5 separate regions of the Homo sapiens genome follow, and regions 1, 3, 4 and 5 are each linked to region 2. The links are chromatin loops, found by intact Hi-C in ENCODE. Cell type or tissue: heart right ventricle. All regions are shown on one strand. Links, peaks and the distances in the headings refer to the core of each region. The heading gives the core; the rest is flanking DNA. Region 1 overlaps LYRM4 (LYR motif containing 4). Region 2 overlaps LY86-AS1 (LY86 antisense RNA 1). Region 3 overlaps F13A1 (coagulation factor XIII A chain). Region 4 overlaps NRN1 (neuritin 1). Region 5 has its middle 51 kb from the start of NRN1.

What was found. Hi-C counts contacts between places; a loop is a spot of excess contacts. Peaks named below come from ENCODE experiments on the same cell type or tissue, not always from the same donor. Only the 100,000 strongest peaks of a DNase experiment are listed, where the experiment ranks them.
Region 1: a loop joins it to region 2, with 8 times the contacts of the local background. A loop is called at or near these places in 51 of 110 quality-filtered maps.
Region 3: a loop joins it to region 2, with 2.3 times the contacts of the local background. A loop is called at or near these places in 19 of 110 quality-filtered maps.
Region 4: it touches region 2 in a loop (4-fold over the local background); 6 of 110 quality-filtered maps call a loop at or near these places.
Region 5: it touches region 2 in a loop (11-fold over the local background); 85 of 110 quality-filtered maps call a loop at or near these places.

What each region holds. Positions count from the first base shown.
Region 1 is chr6:5,140,410-5,146,460 of GRCh38, forward strand. All of the region lies in intron 2 of LYRM4 (LYR motif containing 4), which reads right to left. The region is part of intron 3 of LYRM4-AS1 (LYRM4 antisense RNA 1); the gene reads left to right. Among named protein-coding and RNA genes, the nearest start is that of MIR3691, 4.9 kb to the right of the region's middle. In heart right ventricle, for the core only: CTCF peaks have their summits at 3,398 (motif pointing right) and 3,602; a DNase peak (open chromatin) is centred at 3,402.
Region 2 is chr6:6,543,798-6,549,848 of GRCh38, forward strand. All of the region lies in intron 3 of LY86-AS1 (LY86 antisense RNA 1), which reads right to left. Among named protein-coding and RNA genes, the nearest start is that of LY86, 42 kb to the right of the region's middle. RefSeq lists enhancers at 3,206-3,265, 3,346-3,395, 3,486-3,535. In heart right ventricle, for the core only: a CTCF peak has its summit at 3,447 (motif pointing left); DNase peaks (open chromatin) are centred at 2,744, 3,444 and 3,954; H3K4me3 peaks cover 1,197 bases; H3K27ac peaks cover 1,358 bases; H3K27me3 peaks cover 1,030 bases.
Region 3 is chr6:6,313,529-6,318,528 of GRCh38, forward strand. The region is part of intron 2 of F13A1 (coagulation factor XIII A chain); the gene reads right to left. The region is part of intron 1 of LOC124901253 (a long non-coding RNA gene); the gene reads left to right. Among named protein-coding and RNA genes, the nearest start is that of F13A1, 4.6 kb to the right of the region's middle. In heart right ventricle, for the core only: a CTCF peak has its summit at 2,320; DNase peaks (open chromatin) are centred at 2,313 and 4,383; H3K4me3 peaks cover 786 bases; H3K27ac peaks cover 1,243 bases.
Region 4 is chr6:5,992,927-5,998,976 of GRCh38, forward strand. NRN1 (neuritin 1) reads right to left here. Exons shown (of 3, transcript NM_016588.3): 3 at 5,073-6,050. The coding sequence ends at 6,050. LOC105374898 (a long non-coding RNA gene) reads left to right here. Exons shown (of 2, transcript XR_926413.4): 1 at 1-2,839; 2 at 4,890-5,165. Among named protein-coding and RNA genes, the nearest start is that of NRN1, 11 kb to the right of the region's middle. RefSeq lists enhancers at 4,925-6,050, 5,782-6,050. In heart right ventricle, for the core only: a CTCF peak has its summit at 3,309; DNase peaks (open chromatin) are centred at 3,435, 4,051 and 4,661; H3K4me3 peaks cover 3,263 bases; H3K27ac peaks cover 3,404 bases; H3K27me3 peaks cover 5,000 bases.
Region 5 is chr6:6,054,482-6,060,532 of GRCh38, forward strand. No RefSeq gene overlaps it. Among named protein-coding and RNA genes, the nearest start is that of NRN1, 51 kb to the left of the region's middle. In heart right ventricle, for the core only: CTCF peaks have their summits at 3,150 (motif pointing right) and 3,352; no DNase peak of the experiment used is centred there; H3K27me3 peaks cover 1,359 bases.

The sequences.
Region 1 (6,051 bases), core at 400-5,399, 1.4 Mb before region 2:
AGATTGAAAAAATCTGTTTGGAGGAAGGAACATTTAAACCTGTATAATGAGTATTTCCAAAGTACATAAGGCTGTGGCGTTGAAGGACACCAACACAAAGGTTTAGACAAACTATGATGTGCTCTCTGTACTTTACAAGTAGAAAGTACTTAAGTGCATTACAGGTATGCACAGTGTGTGGCTGAGGATCCCGTTTCTGGAACCTGGAGTTGGGCTCGGGAAAGTCAATTTGTGCTTCAACTTGATCTGCACTTGGGAACATGTAAGGCTTATCATTTCCTAGATTCTTAACCATTCAACAAAAGCATGTTAAAAATGTAACATACATGCTGAAAAATGGTTAAGAAGGTAAACTTTATGTTACGTATATTTTGCCACTATGAAAAATAAAAGAGGTAACACGAACTGAAACCAAAACGTAGACTTTCCTTTTTCCTAGACTGTGAGCAGTACTGCCTTCCTTATGCCACTTCCACCTCCTAAATAACCAACCAAATGGATTTAAAAGCCTTCCAACTTGTTGTTCAGGTGTCCAGTTCTACAAGTATTCAAGCATTGTTTCTCTCTGTAGAAATCAGACCAAGAGCCTCTGTGTGTGATCATGACTACCACTACCTTATGGTTATAATTATTCTGGATGTTCAGCTTTTTAATCTAGTTTTCATGTTTGAAAAACTATACTTTCACAAAAGTTGAGCATTTATCACATTTGTGGAAATAAAAAGAAGATGGCACTGTTGAGGGTACTGGCCCTTCATAGGAATAATGCAGATGGGAGAGATGGGGGTGGTATGTCTCAGGGTCCTCATGCTCACATATTTTCTATTAAGAGGATGAGGTCACAACAGTAAAGTACACTGCCTTAGGTCACAGGACTGTAGCCTGATTTATCAATAACTCGCCCTCTGTCCTTGGCAATCACTCGGCTTCTCTGCGCATCAGTTTTCTCTCTGTAAAGTGGAGAGTAGGCTGATTTCTCAGGTCCCTGCTGCAAAAGCCACTCAAGCTTCTATCATTCCACAGAAAGGAAGAGCCTCTTCAATAGCCTGGGCAGGAACTTGTAAATACAGGATTTCTTCTGCCAACGCACATGTCCACCGTAGCGGAACAGTACTGGTGTGGATGAAGGAACCTCATTATATCAAAACGCATACTAACATCAAACATGACAGCTGGAAAAAGTTTAACTGATAATTTAGTAGACCCTTCATTTTACAGAGCAGGAAAGTAAAATCCCAAAAAGCCAAAGAGCATGACCAGCATCTCAACACTCACGGAGGTCAGAGCTGGAAGGGATTCTAGAGCTTTTGAGGGAGGCTTTTCCAAACTTTTACCCCCCCACCAAACTGAACCGTGACCCTCACTACCACTGAGGAATAGGCATGAGGGTATAAAAAAGGTTAAGAGAAAACGTTAAAGTTTCCAATGACTGGGTTTGGAGCTCAGCCTTTTTGTTTCCCAGAAGAAGAAACTGAGATCCAGAGAGGTTAAGACCAGGTCAAACTACAAACCAGAAGCAGAGCTGACCCACAAACGCACCTATTTACCCAGCACAAACCCATGCCATGATCGCTGAGGGTCTGTGACAGGCTGCCCTGTTTCTGTGCATGTGTCGGGGGGGATGCGGGTACAGGTGATAAGGAAACCGGTGTGGCAGATGGTGTTTTCCAATGATTGTATTACAATGAATGGACCCTCCTCTACTGAGTGAAGGGGTTTGTGTTCTCTCTATGTGAACCTGGACAGGTTCTATAACCTTGACAGTGGAGGTGACGCTGTACAACTCCTGAGGCTATGCCGTAGAGAAAATATGGCTTCTGTGTGGCTCTCTCTGCTGGGACTCTTGCCTTTGGAACCCAGCCGCCATGTTGTGAGGAAGCCCAGGTTACAGTGAGGCCATATGTGCTATGTTCTGGCTGACACCCTGGCCAGACTCCTGGCTCACAACTAGCATCAACCTCCAGACAGCTAAGTAAAAGATGATTCCTGCCCCCAGCTTTCCAATCTTCCAGCTGAGGTTCAATCACTGTGGAGCAACACAAGCCCCCCTCGCCATGCCCTGTCTGAATTCTTGACCTATAGAAGTGGGATGTGGCAATAAATGAAGATTGTTCTTTGAAGCCACTAAGTTTTGGGGGATGACTTACTGTGCAGCAATAACTGATATACAAGGTCCTTAAATCACCAGCCATTGCTAGATTTCTTGATTTTCATTTCTACCATTCAACCATTCCCCACCCCCTTCTACTGTTTACAGGTAAAGGCCATGCACCTTTTCATTTTTTCCCCTTAAAACCTGAAACATGATTTTTTCCCTAATGACTTAGCCCTTGCATTAGGAGATGGTGTAAACTGACAACGCTTTGGGACTCACAGCCATGCCCAGATTTGAAGAGCCCAGGATGCTTTCCCTACGCTGCCTCGTAACTTCAGTTTCTGGAATGCCTTTCCCTAAGGAGAGCGCAGCCATCCCCAGCCATGGACCCTTGGCCTGCTGGCCTCATGCAGATGTCTCCCAGGAGGCCGCATCGCGGGCCGGTCCCCTGTGTTTTCAGTTTTCATCAGCACTCCTATATCCTTGCCCTACTCTGACTCCCCACGTGGCTGCATTCCGGATATGCTCTGTCCAGCCTCTCCGGAAGTTGGGATGCCACATGTATTGGTTCAGAGCTGGTGGGAGATCAGTGATGCCACTTCCTGTTCACAATGCCTCAGGGGTGATCCCGATAAGTGACATCTGTTAGCGCTCTAGGGCCTGTGGCCACATTGAGGAGGCCAAGCCTGCACCACAAGCGGATCTTCTGTGTGAGTCAGCACACCACTGTCATTCAGGGTACGGTGGCCAATCTTACACAGGGGATCAAATATGCCTTCTGGCTCCAGTGACTTATGGCAACCTCTGGGGCACAGTTTCGCCACTGGGGATGGTCTTCAGGCCCATAACTGTGTGAGTCTGTGCTTATACATGGGCAAGTTTTACTGGCAATGTGAATAATTCCTATTTCCTTAGCGTAATATATTGGTGACTGTGATACAGACATCGGGAGGTTGACAGACACAATAACAGGACCTATTATAAAGACAAACCGAGTATTGTGTCCTTGGCCTTGAGATGTGGCTGGCATAGGCCTAAGCTCAGAGGGCCTGATAGTGCACAGAACTGGTTAAAAAAAAGCCAGGAGGAAGAAATCGGCTTTGTCATCTCTCTCCATCTTGTTTTCTCTGTCCTGCCAGAATTTTAAGGAGTGCTAAGGGTCTCTTCTGCAAGCCTCAAAAACACAAGGCAATACAGCTCTGATGGAGGCAAATTTTACAGCAGAAGAACCTGAGTGCCAAAGGCTGCGGGAACAAAAAATACCAGAGCAAGAATTAACAGCATGAGAAAGCATGCGGCCAGCAGATGGCGACAGAGGCCTTTGTGAGCCACTGGCTGCCGGGTTCTCAAGTGCTGGAAGGTGGCTCTTCACAGCTATTGTATAAGTGATTTATGTATTTGGATTCTGCTCAATGTTATATATGCATTACTGAATAAAACATTCACAGTATATCTTCCACCAGCAGCTGAGCTCCAATTCTAAGCTTCTGAGGTCTAATTCCCAAGGCTCAAAGAAGCCCCTGACATCAAATTGCTTTCCTCCCTGAATAGCTGCTTCATACTCCAGAAAAAGAAATGCTTAGAGAGGTGAGAGCGATCTGATCTGATGTGACCACATAGTCAGAATGCTCACCAGCTCTGTGAGGAAGAGCAAACGTCTGTCAGGTGGTTTCCTCAAGGCCAACTTGTGCAGGGCTTCCCCAGGCTCCGGCTGCTGTTCCCCGACTTCCTCCTGGCGGCTGTGCCTTGCTCAGCTACCTGCACTGAGATACAGGCAAGTCTTGGGTGAGGGCTAGCCTCAGTTTGGACAAGAAAAAGAAGTGGCTTACGTGTAAGAAATATGTCAGGTGAGGCCGGGTGCGGTGGCTGAAGCCTGTAATTCCAGCACTTTGGGAGGCTGAGGCGGGCAGATCACAAGCTCAGGAGATCGAGACCATCCTGGCTAACATGGTGAATCCCCGTCTCTACTAAAAACACAAAAAATTAGCCGGGCATGGCGGTGGGCGCCCGCAGTCCCAGCTACTTGGGAGGCTGAGGCAGGAGAATGGCGTGAACCTGGGAGGTGAGCCGAGATCACGCCACTGCACTCCAGCCTGGGCGACACAGCGAGACTCCGTCTCAAAAAAAAAAAAAAAAAAAAAAAAAAAAAAAGAAATACGTCAGGTGAATTTTCCAAACCGGGTATTTAATCAGTTAGCTACCCATGGCCCCAGGAGCTGGGAAATCACTTTGTTCCTGCCTGGGAGCAGGAGCTGCATGTGTCTGGGAGCTGCAGTGCGGCGCTCACTCCCGGGCTGCCCGGCCTTCCCTGCAAACCTCCGTAATCCCTTCCCGCAGGTGTTTCTGCGAGGCCACGCTGGGTGACCTCTGAGGTCTCCTTTAGGTCTGTGCTGAGACGCTTTGACGCGACATGGGAAGCAGGCGCAGGCCACAGAGTTTCTAGCAATGAGCCCAAAGTGAGAGTCAGTGTGATGGGGTGGCTCCCGGAGAAGGACACACTCTTCCCTGGGAACATATTTGAGAGGTAAAAGGGCAGGCCCCATCTCCAGGCCTGGCGCTGGAAGAGAATTCCACAGAAAGCAGAGAACAACGGGCACATCCCTGTGGAAAACACCAACCTGGCATTTCACACACACAATCCATGTGTTGGCATTCCGTCTTTAGTCACTGACAGGTCATATGAGTTGGAATCTGAGGCAAGCTTCTCCTGCCCCTTTCTCCCATTTGCTCCCCACACCTGGTTTCTCATTTAGAACAAAGGAGAGAAAGTGCAGTTTCGGTGAGTGGAGGAGCCGGCAGCATCTCCAGGCATTTCCATGTGGGGGGCACGCGCCTGTGTAAGTGCCTTATCGCCCTCACGCTGCAAACAGTGCTGCGAAGTCGGCACCAGTATTGTTCTCATTTTGCAGGAGAGGAAACTGAGGTTCATAAAGATTAATAAAACATGTGCTTAATTTCCCTTGGTGACTCCGGAGTCAACGCTCTTCATCACTATGACGGCGAGGGCGAGGCTGCGGAATTTCTCTGCCACACCTAAGGCCCTCTACCCACCAAGTAATAAAAAAGCTTCATCAGAAGGGAAAGCAATAGGACCCCAGCCTTATGAGGAAAAAACATCACAGCAGAGAAGGCTGCCAGGGAGGAGAAAAGAAAAATCATTTCCTATTTTCGATCCTCATGCCTATTAATATGAAATGGTAGAAAACATCAGAAAGGTCACCAATATGTCTTTAATATACGCCCACTTCACGTGGTCTTATTTACACCCACGGCTTCACCACCAATGCTCTAGTAATATTGACTGCTAGAGGTGGGCTCCTAACTCAAGCCCGCAAACCAGCATATTCAGCCTTTAAATCCCCTCTAGAGTTCCTGCATTCCATTCCATTCCACTCCATTCCCCTTGGCTCTCTCTTCCCTCAGCCGTCAAATGATCTCTTGCTTGGATTAGGTTTCTGCCTGGACACTATGCCTCTACGATCAACTCTGCAATTAATTTTTCTCATGATTGCAATTCCTCTAGCATATATATACATTCAATGAGATCGCTTCATTGCTCCAAATATTCGAATGCCACCTCATGGCACATGGTGCTTCTGGCACTGGATTCAGACCTGCCTGCCTCAGCACGGGCTGTGTCTCATCCACCACACATCACAAGCCTGTGAGTTCAGGGGCAGTTTAGTAGCATGTTTCCCGTATTCAGTCCTAGCAAATGAATTCCTGAGAACTAAATGAATCGTGCAAGGTGCTGAGGGGTCCCTTATTGATGCCCTGTCCCTAAGGAGACTAGACTTGACTCAGAGTAAAGAATGGGCCTGTGCCAGGTCTGTGCTTCCATCTTGCTCGCATGTTATCTTCTGAGGGGGTATTGTTACCTTCATTTTTTTTATTGGTGAAAAAACAGAAATGCCGAGAAGTTAGATAGTATTATACTTTTGTGCAGTCCATAGAGC
Region 2 (6,051 bases), core at 532-5,531:
GGGTTATTCTGGTACAAAATACTCCCTCACAGCCAGAAATGGAAATCCCCTTTAAGTTTTTTGAGGTTTTGTTTTTGTTTTTGTTTTTTTCAAAAAATGTACTAGGTGGCATTTTTCTTATATAATGAACATGTTTTCTCTTCGCTTTAAATGTGAAAGATAATTTGACATAGAACAAAAATGTTTGGTTCACAAACACTTTATCCTCAAAATTCTGTAGATGTGGTTCCATATTCTTTTTTTTTTCCCCCCCGGAGACAGAGTTTTGCTCTTGTTGCCCAGGCTGGAGTGCAATGGCGCCATCTCAGCTCACAGCAACCTGTGCCTTTCAGGTTCAAGCAATTCTCCTGCCTCAGCCTCGCAAGTAGCTAGGATTACAGGCATACACCAGCTAATTTTGTATTTTTATTTTTAGTAGAGACGGGGTTTCACCATGTTGGCCAGGCTGGTCTCGAACTCCTGACCTCAGGTGATCCTCCCAAAGTGCTGGGATTACAGGCATGAGCCACTGAGCCCAGCCAGCCATATTCTTTTTGCACTCGATGATTCAGAGGATAACTCCAATGTGGGCCCTACCTTTGTTCCTTTGTGAAAATTAAATTAAATTAATTGGACATTAATTAAATTAACGTTTCAAACAATACACTAAAAAGACTGAGATCATATACAAAACAATGTCTGCACGGATGTTCTGCAGAGGTGGCTGAGAAGGGATCCCACAGCTCCCAAGCCCTTGCCACAACCAGAGGGCAGGGGCCAGTGGGCAGCTGGGTGCAGGGATTATTTGTGAGGAGGGGTTTGGGAGGTGGTTTTAGAGTGTTTCTTCCAAGCCCTCCCTGGCTCTTCCACAAGTGTTGGGGTGAAGTGGTGCAGAGGGAGACATTGTGTCATGGAGCCCTGGGAAGCACTGAGATTAAGAAACCTCTCTCAGGAGGCTGAGATGGGCAGATCACGAGGTCAGGAGTTCGAGACCAGCCTGACCAACATGGTGAAACCCCGTCTCTACTAAAAATACAAAAATTAGCCAGGCGTGGTGGTGGGCACCTGTAATCCCAGCTACTCAGGAGGCAGGGGCAGAAGAATTGCTTGAACCCAGGAGGCGGAGGGGCAGAGGTTGCAGTGAGCCCAGATCGCACCATTGCACTCCAGCCTGGGTGACAGAGTGAGACTGTCTCAAAAAAAAAAAAAGAAGAAACCTCTCTCATTTAGCCTTCTATCTAACGATGTTTCTATACTGACCATGTTTAGAAATTAGCAAATAGCATATGGTCTCAACTAAATTAAACACCCACAGGAAAAAAATAGTTTAAGGAAACATACCAAAAGGATTATTATGTATTTAGAATCCGGGTAATATTTAATTTTTGTTTTCATATATTTCCTTATTTTCCAAAAATTGAGAAGAACATCTACTAGTTTCATAATGAAAAATCATATTTTCTAAATGCCTAAACACACAATGTTTAACATAACACTACGTACGCCGTACATGTATAACATACAATTAGGTAAAAATTATCCACATGGAAAACACCTGGATAGAACTCCCCTCCCTCCACACACACACACAAAAATCCCAGTGTTTTCCTCTGCATAGCGATTTCTCTATACATATCTGTAAATTTTCAAATTTTTATGTAATGGAGGAGGGAAGGGGAAACTTTAAAACACCAGTCCCAGAAATATGGCCCACCTGTGTGTGGGTGGTTAAGGAGCACACCTGGAACATTCACACCAGGTTCCCCTGGGAGCCCAGTGTCCTCCCCCACTCCAAAACCACGCCCGGCTACTTCTTGTATTTTTAGTAGAGATGAGGTCTCACCACCTTGGCCAGGCTGGTCTCCAGCTCCTGAGCTCAAATGATCCACCCGCCTCAGCCTCCCAAAGTGTTGGGATTACAGGCGTGAGCCACCGCACCCGGCGGTTCGTTTCATTTTCCTTCACTACCTTTCCTCGCTCACTCCACTGGCTCGTTCTTGGAGCCCCGACTCCTCTACACTGGGTCCCACTACACTGGCCCTTGGTACATACATTCCCACACTGTCAATCAACTCTTTCACCCCCACTCTGCGAGTCCCATCTCCCCAGGAGCCCGCGAGCTCCTGGGACAAGGATGTGACCATCCCCAAGCTCCTTCTCCAGGCTGAGCTGGGGGTGGGGGGGCTTTCCACAAATAAGATTAAACTGAACAGGCGCCCTTCCTCCCTCAGCCTTTCCTGGCCCTCATCCTTGAATTCCCAGCCCCCAGCTTTGCTTGGGAAATCAAAAGACGCCAAAAGGCAAAAAAACAGCTCACTGGGGAGAAAAACCCGAGTCTCCCTCCCAGGTCAGTAATTAGTGCGGCCGGAGGAAGAGCAGCCCCTGGCACAGTCGGGTCCTTAACAGCTCCCGCCCCAGAAGCTGCCTTCGGATGAACAGCCGGGTGAATCGCCATGAAAAATTAATCAGCCTCCGCCTGTCCGCGGCCTAGATGGGCGCAAAGCAGATGACCTGGCAGGAACCAGCCGCAGTGAAGCCACCGCAACCGCAGCCGCAGCCGCGGAGGGGAGGCCGTGCACCCGCCCGCCGGGAGAGCCGCGCGCCTGAGCCGGGCGCACGTGGGAAGTGGGCCACGAGACTGGAGTCCACCGAGATGGAGGCCCCGGCACTCGGGCTCAGGCCTTTGTGCTTAGCACGTACTGTTGGAATCCAGCACGCCCTGCTCCGGCGGGCGCCTCCGATCCTGAAGCGCGCACCTGGGAACTCACGCACCGCCCAGCCGCGAGGGGCTTGGCCTGGCTGAAAGCCACATTATTCTCGAAAACAACCGTGGGAAGCACACGCTGAGCTCCCGGGGCCCCTAGAGTATGCAAAGAGGCCGGCCCTGCGAGACTAAATAAGTCTCTCCCCCTAGGACCTAGTCCCTTGCCACCGGCTCCCGCGGCCACCGCGCAGCCAGAGTGCACCGTCCCTAGGGCTTTGGCGGTGGCCAGAGCCAGCAAGTGCGGCGGCCTGGAGCTGGGGTGGTGAGGGCGGATGGCAGGTTGGAGAAATGCAGCCGAGCCGCAGGTTTCTAGAGGCCTCTACAGCCCCTGCCATCTGGGCACTGCACAGACAGACGCTGCGTGAGACCTGGAGCTCGCCACCTCCATGCGGCGCTGCCAGCCACTCCGCTGCGGGTGCAGGAGCGTTCCATGTCGGGGACTGAGGGACCAGCGCCGGCTCCCCAGTTTCTCTGCATTGTGAAGTCATTTTCTTAAACTCGGGCTTTAAATAACCACCGATGACTTGCCTACGGGCCACGCAGATGCTATACTCTGACCTCGCTGGGATGTGCAGAAGTATTCTACTGTTTTGCTTTTGAATCAAATTAGGGAGTTTAGAGAAGTTTTAGATTCAGGTCAGGCTTTCCCAGGACCTCCAGGCTGTGGACTGTGCTCGAGCTTAGGCCAACAGCGCCATCTGGTGGTTATGATCCGCATGTACCCGCCAATGCCTGCAGACCGGAGAGAGTGATGTAATGGTCCACAATTGTTCCTGAAGCCAGCTCTGCAGCAGGCCAGATGTTATGGGTGTTTTATACCCCAGTTTTTCGTGTAAGTCACTGAGCGAGGGGGTTTCTTCATAGGACGAATGCTATATGCTGTAATGGAAATTCCCCTTTTTGCAATCTATTCTAGAGAGGGTGGATTTGAAGCTAGGGAGACATAGGACATAAAAAATCCAATCTCTTTGACTCCCAGCCTGACTACCTGACTTTACCAGGTCCCACCAAGACAGGATGTGAATGCATGCCTCTTGATTCCAAGAGGATGTGGAACTGTTTTACATTCCTATGCTGTCATGGCCTCCACCAGCTCATGCATTCCTTCAGGACTGAAAGCAGACTCCACACTGCCTGAAAAATTCCCGGGACACTGATCCTCACCAGAGTTGCCCCTCTGTCCCTCAGACGTCCTTTTATTCCCTTACTACCGCAGCCTGTGGCTGGCCTCCCGCCAGGGCGCTCCAGCACCTCGGACCCCTCAGCTGTCTCTCTACTCTTTGCCTCTTACCTTGACTTGCCCAGCACCCTGCAGTTGCTTTTCTGTCTTTACCCCATCTGGCCAAGACTAACTAGAGAATGTCACCAAACTATGCCAATTGGACCAGCTGCAAATTTAGGCTGTGGGACTTCAGATGAGCCCTCACTGCAACTCAGTTTTCAGCATTTGTTGATTCCTGCATTGCAGATATTCCAAATGTTTCCTTCCAATTTTTAGCTCTTGCCCTTACAGTATCTCACAATTTGAGAAACAACTTCTACTTTACAGAGTTGAAGTTGGCCTCATGTGAGTTTCCTCAATGTTGCCTCTTTTGCCCTTAAAATGTTTGTATCACCTTATTTTTTCATTCTACGTTACTTCAACAGGGAAAAATCCTTTGTCTTTCCAAACCAAATGCATCTGCTTTTATCTCTAACATAAAATATGAAGCCCAAACAAAGCAGGAAAAAAAAACTCAAAATAGAAGCAAAAGGAAACTTCAAGAAACTATCATTAACATTCTCAGAAGAATGAATAAAAAATATTGCACACATGAAAAAAGGATGCCACAAGAAAAGGAATATTCAGGAGGTGGAAAAATCCTATTAGAAATTAAAAAATATGATAGCAACAATGAAAGTTTCAAGAGAAGAGTTAGAATAGAAATTTAGTGAAGCCTTCCAGAAAGTACAATAAAAAGGCAAAAGGGCAATTTTTAGAAAGAAGGAAAACTACAACATTAGCCCAAGAGGCCAAGTCAGCTACGTAATTTGAGAGACTCAGTGAAAAATGATGATGTGGAGTTCTCTAAGAATTTTGGCTGGGCGTGGTGGCTCACACCTGTAATTCCAGCACTTTGGGAGGCCGAGGCGGATGGATCACAAGGTCAAGAGATCGAGACCATCCTGGCCAACATGATGAAACACCGTCTCTATTAAAAATACAAAAAATGAGCTGGGCGTGGTAGGATGCGCCTGTAGTCCCAGCTACTCCAGAGGCTGAGGCAGGCGATTCACTTGAACCCAGGAGGCAGAGGTTGCAGTGAGCTGAGATCGCACCACTGCACTCCAGTCTGGTGACAGAGGGAGACTCTATCTTGAAGAAGCTGGGGTCAGTGCAATGCACCTGTAATTCCAGCTACTTGGGAGACTGGCTTGAGGCGGGAGGATGGCTTAAGTCCAGGAGTTCAAGACCAGCCTGGGCAACATAGTGAGACCCTGTCTCTAAAAAAAAAAAAAAAAAAAAAAAAAATTAGCCGGGCATGGTGGCTCATGTCTGTAGTCTCAGCTACTGGGAAGGATTGTTTGAGCCCACGAGTTAAGGCTGCAGTGAACCTTTTCTAGTTCTTTATTAATTTTTTTTAGAAACAGGGTCTCACTCTGTTCAATTCTAGCTCATTGCAGCCTTGAACTCCTGGACTTCAACGATCCTACCACCTCAGCCTCCTGAATAACTGAGACTACAGGGACGTGTCACCACGCCCAGATAATTTTTTTAATTTTTATCTTGTAGAGAAAATGTCTCACTGTGTTGCCCAGCCTGGTCTCAAAACAATCCTCCTGCCTCAGCCTCCCAAAGTGCTGGCCTGAGCCACTGTGCCCAGCCCCTTCTCTAGTTCTAACTAGTGACCTTCTCTAGTGAGTCTCAGCCAGATGAGGTATAAGACATCATGTCACTGCACTCCAGCCTAGATGACAGAGCAAGACCCCGTAAAAAGTCTTTAAAAATTTCAGGGTGGCAACAGGAGAGCATTAAACCCAGCGGGGGGTTGCTGCAGTGGGCACAGTCCTTCGGTCCCTGCTTTATACCTTGTGATTCAGGGTTCTCAGCAACCCATGCCATGAGGAATCCTCCTCATCAGAGTTAAAGCCATAGGTCACACACTGCCTTGCAGGCTGTTTTAAAGTGGGTGGAAGGCGAGGATGCCCTGTCAGCCCTGAGGATTTAAAGCCATGTTCTACAGAAGCCTTACCACATGTGACTGTTCAGACCTAGATCTGGCTCATTTGATGCAGTTGTGCTGCCAGTGTAAACTACACATCAGATT
Region 3 (5,000 bases), core at 1-5,000, 230 kb before region 2:
GATTATACCTGTCACAGATGGGATCTTGAAATAAGTTAAATGTTTAGGTTTATATACTAGGAATTCCCTAGTGAACTGAATTCTCCATGCAATTTTTGGTAATATTGTTATTGAACTATAAGCATAAATGCTATCCATGAGAAACTGATTTATTTAAAAAAAAACAGGAAAAATAACTCTTTCTCACATTTCTTTTGGGTACCCAGAATTTTAACATGTCCTTAATTAGAATGATTAAAAGCATTTTCTTAAGTGGCTTAATTTATAAAGTGTTGTTATTAATACATCCTGGAACCTATAATGTTGAAGGATTGCTCAGGTGCTCAGAGGAAGCTGGAACAAGAGAAATGAGCCCCATACCTCCAGGGGCTAAAACCCCTCTGGTCTATTCCTCTTCTAGCCTGGAGTATCTCTACAGCTTCCAAACATATCTCCTGTTCTCCATTTTCTCCTTACTCTTTTTTTTTTTTGAAACGGAGTCTTGGTCTTATCGCCCAGGCTGGAGTGCAATGGCACAATCTCGGCTCACTGCAACCTCCACCTCCCAGGTTCAAGCGATTCTCCTGCCTCAGCCTCCCGAGTAGCTGGGATTACAGGCGCCAACCACCACCCCAGGCTAATTTTTGTATTTTTAGTAGAGACAGGGTTTCACCATGTTGGCCAGGCTGGTCTCGAACTCCTGATCTGGTGATCTGCCCACCTCGGCCTCCCAAAGTGCTGGGGTTACAAGCATGAGCCACCGTGCCCAGCCCTCCCTACCACTTTGTAAAGCATAATTCTGATTATGTATTTCTGCTAATTAGAATCCTTCTCAAGTCCCGCATTATCTGCAGGAGGAAAGCAAGATCCCCAAGGCCTGGTATGGTGTGATGCCTGCCATCTTTTCCCAGGCTTATATCTTCTCTTTCATCTTTTAGTCCCTCCTCACTTGCAATATACTGTTCCCTCTACTGCAAACACTTTTCCATGCGCTTGCCTGTCAGGAACACTCATACTCATCCTCTAAGTCTCGGCTCCAATATCCTTGCATCAGGAAGCCCTCCTCATCCTCTTCCCCACTCCACCACACCGCTAGACATTGATTTCTGTTATTTCACTGCAATTTGCATAAATCACAGTCACAGTCTTTATTACACTGAATTGCAATGATCTTTTATTTATTTTGTCTTCTACACTGAGAGTTTCTTGAGGCCAGGGACTAACTTACTCAACTTCATGTCCCAAGGGACAGCCTGGAGCAGCTCCTGACACATATGTGAAAACCAGTGTATATTTTTCCAGGAACTGAATGAAAGGAGGAACTGCTGCTGGACAATAGCATTTCTCAGTCATACACTGAATGCCTCTTAGTCTCTCAGTAACCTTCAATCCAGAGAGGTTTACTCTGCACAAAGAGGAGGTTTATCATTAATTGGTTGATTTAATTCTGACAAGGAGTGGTGGGATGGAGGAGATTCTTAGAAAGGTATAAGACCCCATTAGCCTGAAAAACTACTAGAACCCAGTTTTTAAATAGGGCCAGGCTTGCTTTCCAGTTTTAATTCAATACAATAGAACTGTTAAATGATTCCAATTACTGCTACAAATGGTCGCCTATTGTTAACAATATAGAGCCAAAGCAGACCAACAACATAAGGTTTCTTCTGGAATATTACATTTCCAGCTACACATAACCTTTCAGACCAGGAAGGCAGTGGAGAGATTTTTCAGAAACACCAACTAAGCCTGCAGAACAGTCTATTAGAAATTGATACAAATCCAAATCTGAGGAGATCGTCTCAGTACCTTTCCTGGCTACAACTGAATTCAAAGGGTGACATTAAAGATGCCTAAAATCATGCAAAGATGTCAAACGCTACCACTGAATGGCTGGTCCCACCTCTGGGATTTCCGTGCCTACCTCAAATATTTCATTTTTTTTTTCTTGAATATCATGGTGTGTATGAGAGGAAACTTACATGAGTTTATACATTTTAAAATACAGATTTTACCAAAATAATTCTTAACCAAATGTTACCAAAGCCATGACTTAAGGGCGTTATATACACTCAGTATACCTTAGAACACTGTATATATCACACACAGTGATGGGCAGGACTCACTGCTACAGAACTATTAGAAATGAAAAAGCCGCCATTTCCCCCCTTTTCCTCTTCTTGCCTCTCTGCATTTCTCAGTCAGTATTACAAGAGCAGCTTGCTAACTGGAAGAGTGGCCACTGAAAAAAATGGAGACAAGAGTTTAACTTGGGGCTGGTGTTCCTGGAGCCAAAGTCATCATCCGCAGATTGGTAACCGCGGATACAAGGCCTCTTAGAGGCCACTAGTGGCCACTGGGTGAACTGCATGAAGATGGCATTTTAAAAATGAGTGTTCTTTCCAAGGTTTAGTCGCTTAGCAAATTTCGTCCCTTAGTGACTTGGAGAAAACTTGATATATAGTGCCAGAAAACCTGCTTTTAGAACAATTAAATATAAATCTGAAATGCAAAAGGTAACCAGGAGATAGACCTCCTTGTTCAGATGGTTTGTGTGCTGCTATGTGTGTGTGCATATATATATATATATATATATATATATATATATATATATATATATATATATATATATATATATAGTTTTTTTCCTGTCCTTCTCATCTGGGACTTGCTGTCATGATTCTGGGCTTCAGAAACCGTATCCCCAGAGCATGTAACACTTATCTTGTCTGTGAAAAATATTAAATGAATGCATATGTATGAAATCTGTAGCTTGTTATTAATAATAAATTATAATGCCACTAGAGCTATGAGTCATTCAATTCACAAGTGATTGACTGTTCGTTCATTCATTCTACAGTCACTGGACATTCATATTCCTATGCCAGTGCCTCTAATGGATATCCCAGAATGTCACTTGGGTTGTGGACACATATGTCTGCCAAGTAAATAATGACTGATTTTTTCAGAGTAATTCAGTTATGCTGCTCCCCACCTGTGCCTCCAGAAATCAACAAAAGCAGTAATCCCAGATTTTATTTTTCTTAATTGGCCTACCTGCACATGTTCTCTGACAGTTTTAATGTCTTACTAGCAGCATTTTGTTCAGATGTCAGATTTATGGGGGCTACAGGTCGTACATATTCCTCATAGGAACAAGTATTCCCTGGAGTGCTTTCCTGACCTTGCTGGGATATGATAAGTTGCACATTCCCAGTCAATGAACACTTATTGGTCACGTGCTGTGGGTCAGACTTGATCACAGACACTGCTCACTAGATGCTCACGACAATCTGTGAAGTAGGCATTGCTTCCATTTTGCTGATGGAGAAACTGAGGCTTGGGCACCAATATGACTTTCCCAGAGTGAGCAAGAAGTGGCAGATGTGGAACAGGAAGCCAGGTCTTCTGCCTCTGCTCTCTGCTTCCCTGCTTCCCTGCACTGCCTTTGTAGAGGTTCCCGTTTTTCCCAATCCTGGCAAGGGTGGCTGTGTCCTGACTCCTCGTGGCAAGGACGGTTGTGTCATTACTCCTCCTGTTCTTACTGCCCACTTCTTCCAGTGCCTACACCCCCTTTCCGGGGGCCCAGAGTCTTTTGGGCCACAGGGGAATTTTGCTAGAAGATGGAATACACAAAGGCAACCTGCTTAATAATTTGATATCTGTAGGCTTTTGCATTTTATTTGCATTCTTAAAGAAAAAGACTCGTAGACTGGGTAAGCAGTGAATATCAACTGCTTACCTTCAGCCTCTATTTCCTAACATATAACATGGGGATGAGGATTCATTGATTAGCAAGTCCTCTTAAACTCAGTTCTGTGGCTGTCAAGGTGGGGTTTTAGAGAGTGGCATCCAGCTGGGAGACAGATTTCAGAACTACAAGTTCGTCTTAGCCCCTCAAACTCTACCACCTGACTGAAGATGCCCTTCTGTTCTGTGAACTTCTTTTCCCAAACTTGGATGGTACTGGATACCTCCCTGATTTCACTATTTGATATCAAATCATCTAGTGTGACAGTAACACAATGACACCAGTCCACAACACCTGGGCAAGTGTCTGGCTTGCTGGATAAACTGCACTTCCCCTTTCCCTTTGCTATATGGAGAGCTGCATCAATCTGGGCTTTCAGGCATTGGTCTCCTTCTAATGAGGGGAATCGACCACACAGCTCCAGCATGACCATGCTCACCTATCCCAGCAAATAGGTGTTTATCCCCAGTGAAACCCAGCACAGAACACCCTTAGGAGTAAAATTAGATTTTGGTGCATGAATGTTATTGACAAAAAAGACTCCCTGCTCAATGCCACTCGGGGACATGAGTCTGAATGTCCCTGCCATGGCCCAGGGGAATGATGTCTGTATCACCAAACCAGTGCTGGCACCTGGACCTTGTCACCACTGACAGGGCTGAGAGGAGGTCAGCTGCCGGCTGCTGTACCCGGAACAGGTTTCTAGGGATCAGGCAGAGGCAAGAGGCTGGGGAAGCAGCTTGCCTTGCCAGCTCACCAGGCTGCTCTGGAGAGAAATAGAGGGCTTCTATCTCTATTACTGTCAGAGTCTGGCACTTCTCCCCGGCTCTGAAATTCACAGCAATGGATGGAGGAGGGAGGAGGGAGAAGGAAGGAGGTGCAAGCCAGACAATCAAAACAGCCACAATATTTTGGAAGTGGAATATTCCAGCTAGAGAAAATTCTCTAAAGCATTGAGCAGTAGGGCTGGAAGAGGCCCTAGCTAATCCAGCACTCTGGTTTTGTAGAGGAAATAGTTGAGAGGCAGAAAGACAAAGCAACTTCTCTGAGGTTACAAGGTCAGTAAGGGGCAGAACTGGGACAAGGCTCTGGGTCTTCGGTGCTTTCACCACTTAAAAGAAAGCTTTTGCTTTCTTCCTTTATAAAACCAGAGATTGGCAGGGGGCTTCCTTTTGTGGGAACCCCAGTGGAGACAGAGGATGTTTACCTGCAGGGAAGAGGGGCCAGGGCCCGGCTGTGCCTGGACCCAGAGTGGTGGGGAAGGGGGGTATGC
Region 4 (6,050 bases), core at 1,051-6,050, 550 kb before region 2:
GGTCTTCCAGGACTAGTTATGCCTGACTTTGCACAAAAGTCACTCCCTGCGAAGCCCTTGCCACTGCTCCTGGGGAGGGGAACCCAAAGTCCAGCTGACCCTTCCCCACCAGTGCAGGAGGACACTCTGGTGGTGATCAGGGCCTGGGAGGGACCCAAGGAATCTAATGCAGATGGTGGGAAAGCCTGACCTTCCAGAGCAGCAAGGTTACTTACTGGGTTGACAAAAAAGGCAAAAAGTGTTAGCATACAGTGTTGATAAGGATGCAGGGAATCTCTACATCCTTTGGGAAAGTAAACAAACATCTTCTCAAATGAAAAGCACACATACATACCTTTCTGCCCAGCAATCCAACTTTGATCAAGCCTATTGTATTGAAGAAATTAAAATACTAGTACATAACGTTGTTTGAACAGGAATATTTATGAACACAATACTTATACAGTACAAAAAACCTTGAAAAACTTAAATATTCATCAATAGAAGGAATTATGTCACCATTTAAAAGGAGATATTTAACTATTGCTCTTGAGGAATTTGGTTGCAGAGAAATACATATTACAATTTTGCAGAAATGAAACAAAGCGAAACCCAAAGCCAACCTCCATATATGTATGTGTGTATATGTGTGTAACAGCACGGGGAAAGGCATGGAAGAACACACGTCAACCTGCTACCATTTATTAGTGGAGGGAGGATGTTTTCTTCCCTCTCTGTACTCTTGAATTGCTTCATTGTTTACAATAACTTCATTACATTTTTCAATGTTGGGAGAGGAATTTAAGATAAATGGTGGGAGTGAGCGGGGGCAGGGAAGAGAAGTTGTCAAGGAAGATACAGGAGAAATCCCATGCTGGGAGAACCTGGCCACTCTAGTTGGGGGTTTGCAGAAAGCAAAAGCCAGGGGTCTGGCCTGGGCACTGAGGGGGATGGGGTGGAGTAGAGTCTGGGGGTGCACACATTGTTGAGCGACCTGGCTATTTGAACTCAAGGAGCTTATCTAGAACATCCTTTGAGAAGGCCAGAGAGGATGATGGATCACTGGGTAGTAGCCTGCAGTAAGAGGAATTTAAAACGCTTTACCATAAAGAATAACTGCTCCCAAAATATTAAAAGAATGAGGTTCTCAAGGTTATTTTGAAGAATTCGGTGAGATCCACCTGAGGAAATTAAATTAGTACTACCTAGCACGAGGTAACTGGCATGTTGTCCGAAAGAGCTTTACCTATACTGTCTCATTTGATACAAGGTACAATCCTATGAGGTAAGTATTATTATCGTTATTTTACAGAGGAGGAAACTGAGGTATAGCGGGGTTCAGTATCCCGCCCATGGTCATGCAGGTGGGAACAGGAGTGTTCCGGCTCCGAAGTCCTGGCTCTTGGAAGCCACACTAAAGGCTGCGTCCTTCCAGGGCGCAACTCTGGGCGCAAATGTTACACTCTCCTCCCCTCACCCGGTGGGGGTGGAGTGGGGAGAAAGGGCCTTCTCCGTGCGCCTGCCGGGATGGCCGGAGTTCGGTGGGGCCAAGCTGAGGTTCCTCTCCTGGGGCTGGGCAGGGTTTGGGCTAACTCTTCTCCCGCCGGCATTCGGGTTTGGGGGCCGAGGCTGCCCAAGAGTTAACCTCCAAAAGGGCCCTGCAGGGGGTGCTTTCTCTACACTGTTCTTCTCTTGGGTAGTGGAGGGGTTGGTGGGGGAACCACAAGCTACAAGATTACAAAGTTGCTAGACTCCTTAGCCTAGGGAGGTACGATGATTTGGGACCGGGTGTGGAGGTGTGGGCGGGGTGGGGGGTGCGGTGTCTTCCGGAGCCCTAAGCTGGCGTCCTCAGCCGCTCCTTTCCGTTCCTACCCCCCACCCCCAGCTCACCACTTCGTTTTCACGTCTGGGAGGGGAGCGGGGGGCGGTGATGGGGAGGAGACCAACGCTTTGATTTCCCCTGGTAGGTGTTCTGAGTGGCTAGGGATCCTTCCCTCGCGTGCCCCTGGGTCGGGGCGGTAGACAGCTCCAGAGGATGGACGGCCAGCGTGAAAGCTAGAGCTCGTGTATTGTAGGGAAAAGTGGGGGTGGCGGGGAGATAATGGTTGAATACCTTCCTGATATTTGAGGGAGAATTCGGCAAGGGGGAAATCTCTGGCTCCATCTTTGGCTGACTCATCGGATTTCCTGGGGTGGGCTCCGGGAGAAGGCTCGGGGCTGGCGCTCCTGCCTCGGTCCGTCCAGCACCAAGACGCCAGGTTCCCGGCGGCCCTGGCCCTCTGGGGGTACTGATTACAGTGGAAAGATCTCTGCGTCCGCAGAAGGAGAATTTGTGTCAAGGTTCTTGTGCGCCTTTTCTTCTCTGGGGGTTCTGAATGAAAATAAGTCCCAAGGTCATCTTTGTCCCTTAGCTCTTGCCCAGAGCTCTATCTGCGTCTCCAAGCTTCTCCATCATCTCCTTTTGTGTTTCAGGTGATCGCCCACCTTTCTTCCCTTCTAACCCTACTTCCGGATCTTTTTCCCCCTCGTTTCTCCCCGTGTCCCCCATTTTCCACGCTCGAGTCCTTTTTCTCGTGCCAGTTTCCTCCCTCCGTCCGATTTCCTTTCCCACGGGCCCTGGAGTTCCTCGGGCCCAGGCAGGGCTCTGGAACTGGCCTGACATGTTCATAATAAGGATTGTCAGACACGGTACTCAAGTGAACTACCTTGTCTTGAACTTACTAGGACAGAGGATGTGATAAAGGAGGTCCTTCTCTAATCCCAACAGCTCCTCAAAGGCTCGAAGCCAGCCTGAGTGGGCCACTTGAAGAGCCACGGGCTGTGGGAAGATACGGAGAGGCTACTCCGACGTGGGGAGGAGGTAGGTATGACGATGTCCTCTGTGCCTGAAGCCCACTCCGTCCCACTCCCAATACTCCCACCATCTCATCAGTGGGGCATGCTCGCCCTGGTTAATGTCATCTCCCTGAACTGCCAACGAGGCTAGCAGCTTTGCTGCTTAAAACCGGTAACATCAACCAACATATGGAGATGTCATCATGATTAAACGGCAAATTATAGCCGAAGACGGCGCGATAATAATCTAAACAATCACCACAAGAAGAAACGTTCTCTAACGCTCCAGTTGCGGAAGCCTGCGTTTCCAAGACTCGCGGCCCTGCGTTCCCAGGGATATCTCCGTGCTCACGTGAGCGTGGTCCTCGGCTTGGGACAGACAAGGGAGCCCCAGACAGGACGATAAGGTTTGGAGATTCCCAGGGCGATCTGGGACTCCGTGGCGTGGGGGCTTGGAAGCGCGTGGAGGGGCTGAGAGAGGGGAGAGGGCGCCCTTCCTCTAGGGCGGCCCCGTCTGGGAAGCAGTTGGAACAGCAGTAGGAGCCAGGGGTTCCTAGAGAAGAACCCTGTTAGGAGAGCAGACCAGCCCGCGCTCCCAGTCCCCGCCCCCTCGCCCCTTCTGCCCCGCCCTTAGCCTGCCTCTTCCTAGATCTTCCAGGACATTGATTTCCGAGTAGGAAGCCCGCGCTGCTAGGGGAGGGGCGTCCTCTGTGGGTCGTGGGGGGGTTTCCCTTCTCTCCACAGTCGGAGCAGAAGGGCGCCTGCCTTTTATTTTGACAAGCAATGGGCTTAGTTGTGAGCACTTGTTTGCCCCCAATATGTAGAGGAAAAGATACTGATAGGAGGCGGCGTGCTACGATGGCAAAAATGGAGAAGACCCTCCCTCTTTATCCTGGTTCTCCTCCTTGTTAAATAGATTCGTATTTAAGATAGGCACAGACATTCTAATTTGAATTCCAGGGGTTGAACTCCAGTTAGAATCATCCTATTTATACGCAGACCGAAAATAACCATTGAAACGAAACCAACAAAATGCAACTATTTTCCAAAACCCCGAGCGTTTGCTGGTGGGTGACCACCCCGCGCAGGTAGCGCGGATCTGCTTTGGTTTTGACTGAGAACCCGGGTTTTGACTGAGACCTCCGTCGGGAGGAGGGGACTGGGTGGGAGTTAGCGGGCGAAACGATTCCCCGGAGTGGCCCCGAGCGGCGCGTGCGTGAACGCGCGGCCGTAATATATGCTGCCATTAAGAATCCGTGCAGCTTCCAGCGCTCCGGGCGCAGGGACGCATGTGTTGCTGGAATTCAATCCGTGGGGGGAATGCAGATTGGGCTGCGACTCACTGGGTTTGATTTATGAACTGTTACACTAGCAATTGTTTACACATTGCATTTCAGAGCCCGGGCCCACCCTCCCCGCAGCGGGCGGCGGGCTTCGTGCGGGAACCTGCTGCAGCCCCCTTGGTCTCTCTCCATCCTCCTCCCTTCCCCCGTCCCCCCCCCCCGGGGCCCCCGCAGCTTCCTCCCACAGCCACCTTCTCCAAGAAATCAGATTTCGATTTCTCTGAACCCAGAGACCTGCATGCAGTTCTTTCTCCCCCGCCTACTCCAGGCCTGCAGTCCCCGGACCCGGGTCGCCTCTGCCCATTTACTCCGGAATGTTTACTTCTCTTTAAGGCCATGCGGGGCCTATAAATAGGAGAGGTGGAATCAGCCCCACTGCCAGATCAATAGGGCCCGTCTCCTCGCCATTTCAGCTGAGCTGTCTTATTAATTATGAAAGGATTCACCTGATCCCTGCCAGGGAACACAGCCTCTCGGCCCCTCTGCTGGAGCCCTTAATGGCGGTTCCTTCGCAAGCTGCCTCTGGCCACCGCACAGGAAGAGGCGAATCGTGGTTAGGCCGAGCCTGCGAGGATCGTGGTTAGGGCTCCGGCCCGCCTGAGGCGGGGGCAGACGGCCGGCCACTGGCATTGTCTGCCTGTGCGAGCAAGCCCAGTTCCTCTAAATCTCAAACAGAAAGAATCTCTGCTTTGTAATTAATTTAAAAACAACTTTCATTTTCTCTTTTTTAAGGAAGCACGGTTTCGGGGAAGTGGCCAAGTGGCTTAAGTGAGGAGGGTCTGCTTGAAGGTGGCAGGTCTGCTTGAAGCGGCTTCCTGAAGAGGTGAGCTTATCACCGGCATCCTGTGTCCCTTCAGGTTCCCTGAGAACTGGGTCAAGAAAGCAGGTTGGGGTAGGAAACAAACGACACCCCCATTTCAAACAATAACTTTTATTTTATACTTCTCTATACTTTGTAGCAAATCTTTTTTTGCTGAATTTAATTTATAATAAACTTTTTAAATTACATCTCTCTCTCTTTTTTTTTTAAAATCAAGGCTCTTTTATGTCAAAATCTTTTTTTAGCTATATTTTAGATTAACATTTAACATCCCCCCCTTGTGATCTATACCGTTGGATATTCAGGTATTACTGTGTGTGTAACAGCTAAAACAAGAGGGAGGAGGGAAAATAAAGGCAGTGAACTTGGACGGATGCATCAACAACAGCAGATAAAGCTAACCCCTCAGTGACCATAGCAGCATGTCTTCTGGAAGCCTTTACTCTTACCCCAGAGATTTCCTCAGCCCCTTCCCTCTCTCCCTCCTATCCTCCAAACACAAAGCCAACAGTCTGTCCTTTCGCTTTTCTTGAGGAGAAATGTGCAGTGGAAATGATCAAAACAAGATACTGTGGAAGAACGACGTGAGCGTGAATTATTCACCGTATGTTTCGTCCGTGGACATCTCTCTTGAATTCATTCCCCTGGCCTTCTCCTCTCCTCGCCTTCCTATTAGGAGGAGCCCATCATTTTTCATGTTACTAGCATGATTAATATAGTAGGTGGCCCAGGGCCGTTCCTGAGATTCTTTTGCCAACAAAAAAAATTAATAATAATAAAATTAAAAAATGGGGTGGGTTTGCCGTTTTCTTATTTGTGTGTGAAGACGGACTAAAGCTGAGGTCCGATTTTGGCTGTGCTTGCTTGCTCACTGATTGGTAACATTTGGCAAATAAAACACAAGAAATCAAACGAAATAAAAAAGAGAATCAGGATTTCCCACAATCCTATATGAGTGTTTTCAGCATCACAGAGAATCACAACGTCCCCAAAGAACTAATGGATCTTCCTCTCGATTTCCGGGAGCATGGAGTGAGTGTGGGTGGGCGCGCGGGGGGAGCTGGCCCCACGCT
Region 5 (6,051 bases), core at 439-5,438, 490 kb before region 2:
TCATGATGATATTGATAGCAATAGGTGAGTACTATTAGATTCCCAAGATAATGCAGACTATTGAAGAACTCTGTTTTAATATAAAATGCAGCCAATTTTCAAAACACATAAGGCATTCTTCATATTTAAGAAGTCACATACCTTGCATCTTTAAAATCATGTAGGGACTCAAGCTCTCGTTCACTATAGAAGAATTTTAAAAGTATGGATTAAGGAAGTCACATAGCGGTCAGTATCATCAATCATATATTGAAAGATTCCAACCTTCTATTCAAGAAGCTATTATCTTTTAAATCAAGAAAATGCCTAGGAGAGCCTTTCCTTGTGAAGAAAAAAAGAACTCGAAGACAGCGCTTCAGGGTTTTGCCCTGAAGTATTTTTCCCGATGGTATTTAGCTGCCAAAGTGGATGAAATCCTTAACATGAAGACTTTCTCGCCAAGAGGAGGAAGATATGAATCAAGGAACCTCATCACCCAAGCCTCAACACCCTATGGATAGAGTGGTCATCTGCTTTCTCCCAAGACAGCCCAGGTTTATGCCTCCTATCCTGTAATGGTTATTACTAACCCTGCCTCCTCCCTCATTTGCATGGACCTTAAATTATTAGATTTATAAAAGTGCCAACTGTGTAGGCTATGAAAAGTCATATGGTTTATCGTCTAAATCCCCACTCATTACTGGAGTCCATGTGGCCCTTCAGGAGCTGACCCGACCTACCATTCCAGTGTAATTTCCAGCATTTTCCAATGCACTCTGTGTTCCAACTCTGCTGAACTACTGGGTTCCCAGAATGTGACATGTTTGATTTCTCGTGGTTTGTATGTGGCGGTTCTCTCTGCTGTTGGGAATTCATTTTCCCCACAATGTGCTCAATCTACTCTTCTCCCAGACTCTTCTAATACTAGCTCTTAGTGAAATCTCACCTGGAAGCCTCCATTCTTTGGTGCTTTGTAGAACTTTAACTCACTGCTGACTGTTTGTGGATTCTACCATCAGGCCCACTATGTGTTATGCCCAGTGCAAGTCTGTGTGAGGGAGAAAGAGAGGGAAGAAAAAGAAAGGAAGGAAAGAAGGAAGAAAATAAACATGGAGAGAATCAATAAAATAGGCATTATTACTATAGAGTCCATAGCTGCTAAAAGGGAAACTGGAATTTGGGAGTAACTTTTGCATAAGACTGTGATATTTCTCTTTAATTATCTGTTCATATTTATTTTCCTCTTGTCTCTTCCTCATTGTTTATAATAAAGCTTCAAGGAAACCCTCAAATGTCTTGTGCACTTCTTGAGACAGGCTAGGTGTGGGAAAGCAATGAGACTGCATATTCTGCAGTGCTGCAGGGAGAAGAGTCTGGCCACAAAGAATCAATGAAGGTCCGTTTAAGACAGGAGCAGAAAATCCAATCCTAGAGCAATGGAGAAAATAAAAAGCATGGCAGGGGCTAGCCTGGGATCACAAAGTGTCCTGGGGGTGTCTGCACTGGCAGAAGGTCCTGTATCCTGTCATCTGGTTGAATTTCAAAGTTATAGCTACGTTCATTATAATACTATTTAGGCAAGGACAGAAATCAGTACAAAGGAGTTTTTATTCCATGAGGATCTCATTAGAAGATGGATGCTCATAAAGAGAAGGTCTTAAGATGTCAGAGTATTTGGCCAAATATGCTTCTTCACTTCTTCAGGCAGTTTCTAAAGTGTGGTCCATGGATCATCTGCACCAGATGATGCTAGCGGCTTGTTAAAATGCAGATTCTTGGGCTCTTTCCCAGACCCGCTGAACCAGAATTTCAGGAGCAGGTGTGGACTCCAGATTTTCCACAGCTCATAGGGGGCCCCCGTATTTACTACGCTGTGAGAACCGCTGCCCAGGGAGGGCTTGGTGGCCTTTCCTCACTGTATTCTACCTTGGACAGGAGTGAGCTCCGTGGGAGAGTCAACATTTTCACACAATGGTTGAGCTGTAGAGCGAAAATGTACCATATTACTACCTGAGCCTCCCCTGGGAAACCCGGACAGAGGGGGTGGGCCTCACCTCCAGCCATGTTTCTTCTGCCAGGAATGATTCACAAATTTCCATGCTAATTATAGGGATGGCTGAGAGGCTCTAGAAAATTCCTCTTCCATGCTTCTTTGCAGCAGAGGTTGGGATGAGATTGCGATCAACCTGACATCTTCTCTTTGAATTTCCTGCATCAAGGAGACAGGCATCTGATTTCCCAACTGGCTTACTTTGGCTGTGTCGGCACTTCTATAATAAGCTCTGTCCGGTTTCTGAAAATGTGTGGAAGGTTAACATAGTGGGTCTTTGTACTTAGTGGCCAGGAGATGAGATGCAGATCAACACAAGGGAAAGGCAAAGTCTCCTTAGTAAAATGAAACACTGACATTTTTAGTGCTACGCGGAGAGGACTCTTACAGTGCAATGGTAGCCATTTTCCAGGTGTCCAGCTGTCCCTCAGTGGCACATACCCATTACACTGAAGTGGGTGGAGTTTTAGAAACTATTAATATTTTTAAATTGCCTTTTCCTATCATTTAAAATCATCATTTTCTATACCACAGAATCCCTATTCCAAAATTTTGGGAATCCACATAGAGCTTTGTTTACCAGCTTATTTAGGAGCATATGTGTATTTCGTATGGAGTTTTTGTATTACTTAAGAACAAATTATTCAGGATGATAATTTCTGTATTATTTAAGTCATCGCTGTCATGCTGCTTTTAAAACAATACTTCTCAATTTGCCTAATGTCTTGAATTGCTCAACTTTTTGAGCATGGATACTATGCTTGAACTCCTGTCTGTCTGTTTTTTAAAATTACATCTGATTCGCTCAGATAGCACACAATGCAGAAAGTTTGTTTTCAGTTTGGGAACTGCGGAGTCTGGATTGCTTAGATGGCTCCAACAAATTCATCAGTCAAATGTCCCTTTACTGATAGAATATTTGTGGAGTCAGTTTGAATAATCCTGTTAAACATGGATGATTGGAAAACAACGTAAGAGCGTTTTGCTTGCTGCTAGTGCAAACCAAAGAAGAATCACCTGATGTGAAGAATCATCTAGCTTTAAGGCTTATATTCTGGTGTTGATAGCCTCTTGAAGGGCTGTTAAACTAACTCTTTCAAAGGCAAGGTTCATCAAGTTCACTTTGATCCAGTAGAGGGCACTGTATCTCTGTCCTTATGCATACATTTGTCTGTGTATTACATAGTATTATACATGCCCTATATTACAATATATTACTATAACGCCGTATAGCCCATTTGCCTATTTAAAACTCCTTTGGAAATTTACCTTTTATCTTCCTCAAAGGATGAGAGATTGTAATAATCCGAAACGATGAGAGATTATGTGTGATAGCGCACTTACATGTGAATCAAGTATCCATTGTTATATATTTATCCGTCTGTATCAACACACGTGTGGAATAAGCAAAGCAGGGGTTATTTTTTTGAAAAGCAACATTGAAAAAGCAACATTTTTGAAGACTCTGGCTTTTAAGGGGGTATTACTGCATTTTCCCCTCTCTAGGAAGAATATGAATTTCTTGAAAATGACTTTGATAGCTCAAATCCCAGAATCCAGAATTCTGATTTTAAGTTGTTTTCCGTTGTGCCTGCCCCAAGCACCCAGCTGGCGTCGCCCAGGAAGGTCAGCTCGCGGCGTGGGGCTGGAGTTTCAGCGTCCTGGGCTGCGGGCGCCTACCATGAGCCTGGGTGTGTAGTGCCCGGAAACCTGCTCCTGCGCGCGGAGGTCCTGCTTCAGCTCCCCACGAGGTCCGTGGATTTCAAACCGCCCTCTAGAAAGCCTCCTAGTGCGATGTTGCTGTGGGAAAACCCCTTCCCGCCCTGGCTCGGGCTCCTGGCCTCGGTGATTGCTTGCTGTTCCTCCTTCCCAATCCTTCATGTTCAAGTACGCCCGCAGACGAGCAAATCGGAGCAACCCGAGTATTAAACACAGCAAAGCAGTTAGAGTTGAGAAATCCGGCTTTAAACCTAACACAGAGCAATAAGGCTTTGCAATGCAGGGATAATTTGACTACAGTGACTACAGAAGAGGAACATCGTTTCTGTCCAATTAACCTGGAACAGGCATTACTCTCCCCATGATAAACATGATGACTTGTGGAGAATGGGATCTAATTATTGAAGTTTTTGGAAATTCAGCCCAACTGGAAAGTGAATGCGTCCTTCTCTGCCTCTATTAAAAGGGAGCTTGCTTTTTTAATTCTTCTAGAAGAGCTTATTAATTCCTGTTAGAGAATCTGCTGCTGCACTAAGGGCTTTAAACCATGACACTTTTTGAAAGGGTAACAAGATAAAAGGAACGTGTTGGATGTCATCGGTCTCGATATAGTTCTAAAGTTTTGGTAATCAGAGTGCAGTGTTGAAGGCCTGGAAGTAGGGGAGAAGATGGAGGCTGGCCTCCACAAGATTGCAGATAGTCCAGAAAGTCTGCAGAAGAATCATTTTCATGCCTCCTTTCATGTTACCTTTTTTTTAAAAAAAAGCAATTCCCCTTCATTTCTTCTTACTTTATCAGGAAGAAAGGCTCAATTAGCTACTAACACATCTTTAACTGCTAATCTCACTAAATTATTTTAATTATAGAGGCTCTGGGCAAATATGTATTAAATGAATGAATTGGTCACATAGAACTAAATAAATCACACATTTTCCCACCTCTGTGCCTTGCTGAGGCTGTTCTGCTGTCTTGGACATCCTTTCCCCTTGGTTGGGACAAGTTGAATCCTGTTTATCTTTCTGCACTGCACCTATAAGAGGTTTTATAAAAAGAAATGACAAACCCACATTGGCAAAGGTGTGGTGAAAATGGCACCTTGTCTGTCACTGGATGGAATGCACCTGGTTTTACCTTTCTGAAAAACAATCAATGTACCTCATGAATTACTCCTCAGTAAACTTATCATAATAAGGTAAGCAAAGATTTAGGGAGCAGTGTGTTTGTTTAAATGTTATTTTTTTGTGTTGGGTCTTGGCTAGGCTAGACAAGGAGATGAATGGAACTTAACCTAGGTAAGCAAGCCTTGTCTGGGAATCTATTGACATCTGATTAAATGGCAACTGAGACGCTTCTTGGAAGAGAAGTGGGGTTGGAATTAAAGAAAATTACTATGAAAAATTTCAAACACACACAAAAATAGAGTGATAGAATAAACCTTCATATTCTGGTCACCCAGATTTAACAAGTATCACAATTTTGCAATACTTGTTTCTATCCCTTCATTTTTTTTGCTGAAATATTTTAAAGCAAATCCCATTTCTCATGCCAGTTCATCTTTACATACTTCAGTATGCACCTTTTAAAAATATTAACTTTCTTATGTCTGCAATGCCATTATTTGCACCTAACAAAATTAACATTTTCTTTGTATCATTTATTATTTGTTTTTTAATAAAAGTTTAATTTTTATGGGGGTAGTAGTCAGAATTCAAACAAGGTCCCTCCATTACATTTGGCTGTTGGGGATGAAAGGTTTTTTTGTTTTAAATTTTTTTCTTTCCATAGGTTTTTGGGAACAGGTGGTGTTTGGTTACATCAATAAGTTCTTTAGTGGTGATTTCTGAGATTTTCGTGCACCCATCACCCAAGCAGTGTACCCTGTACCCAATATGTACTCTTTTATCCTTCACCACCCCCCACCCTTTCCCCCAATTCCCTAAAGTCCAACGTAGCATTCTTATGCCTTTACGTCCTCACAGCTTAGCGACCACATGTGAGTGAGAACATATGATGTTTGGTTTTCCATTCCTAAGTTACATCACTTAGAATAATAGTCTCCAATTCTATCCAGGTTGCTGCAAATGCCATTATTTCATTCGTATTTCTGGCTGAGTAGTATTCCATGGTACATATATATCACATTTTCTTTATCCACTTGTTGATTGATGAGATTTTTAGGCTGTTTCCATATTTTTTGCAATTGCAAATTGTGCGCTATAAACGTGTATGGAAGTATCTTTTTCACATAATGACTTCTTTTTCTCTTGGTGAATACCTAGTAGTGCGATTGCTGGATCAAATGG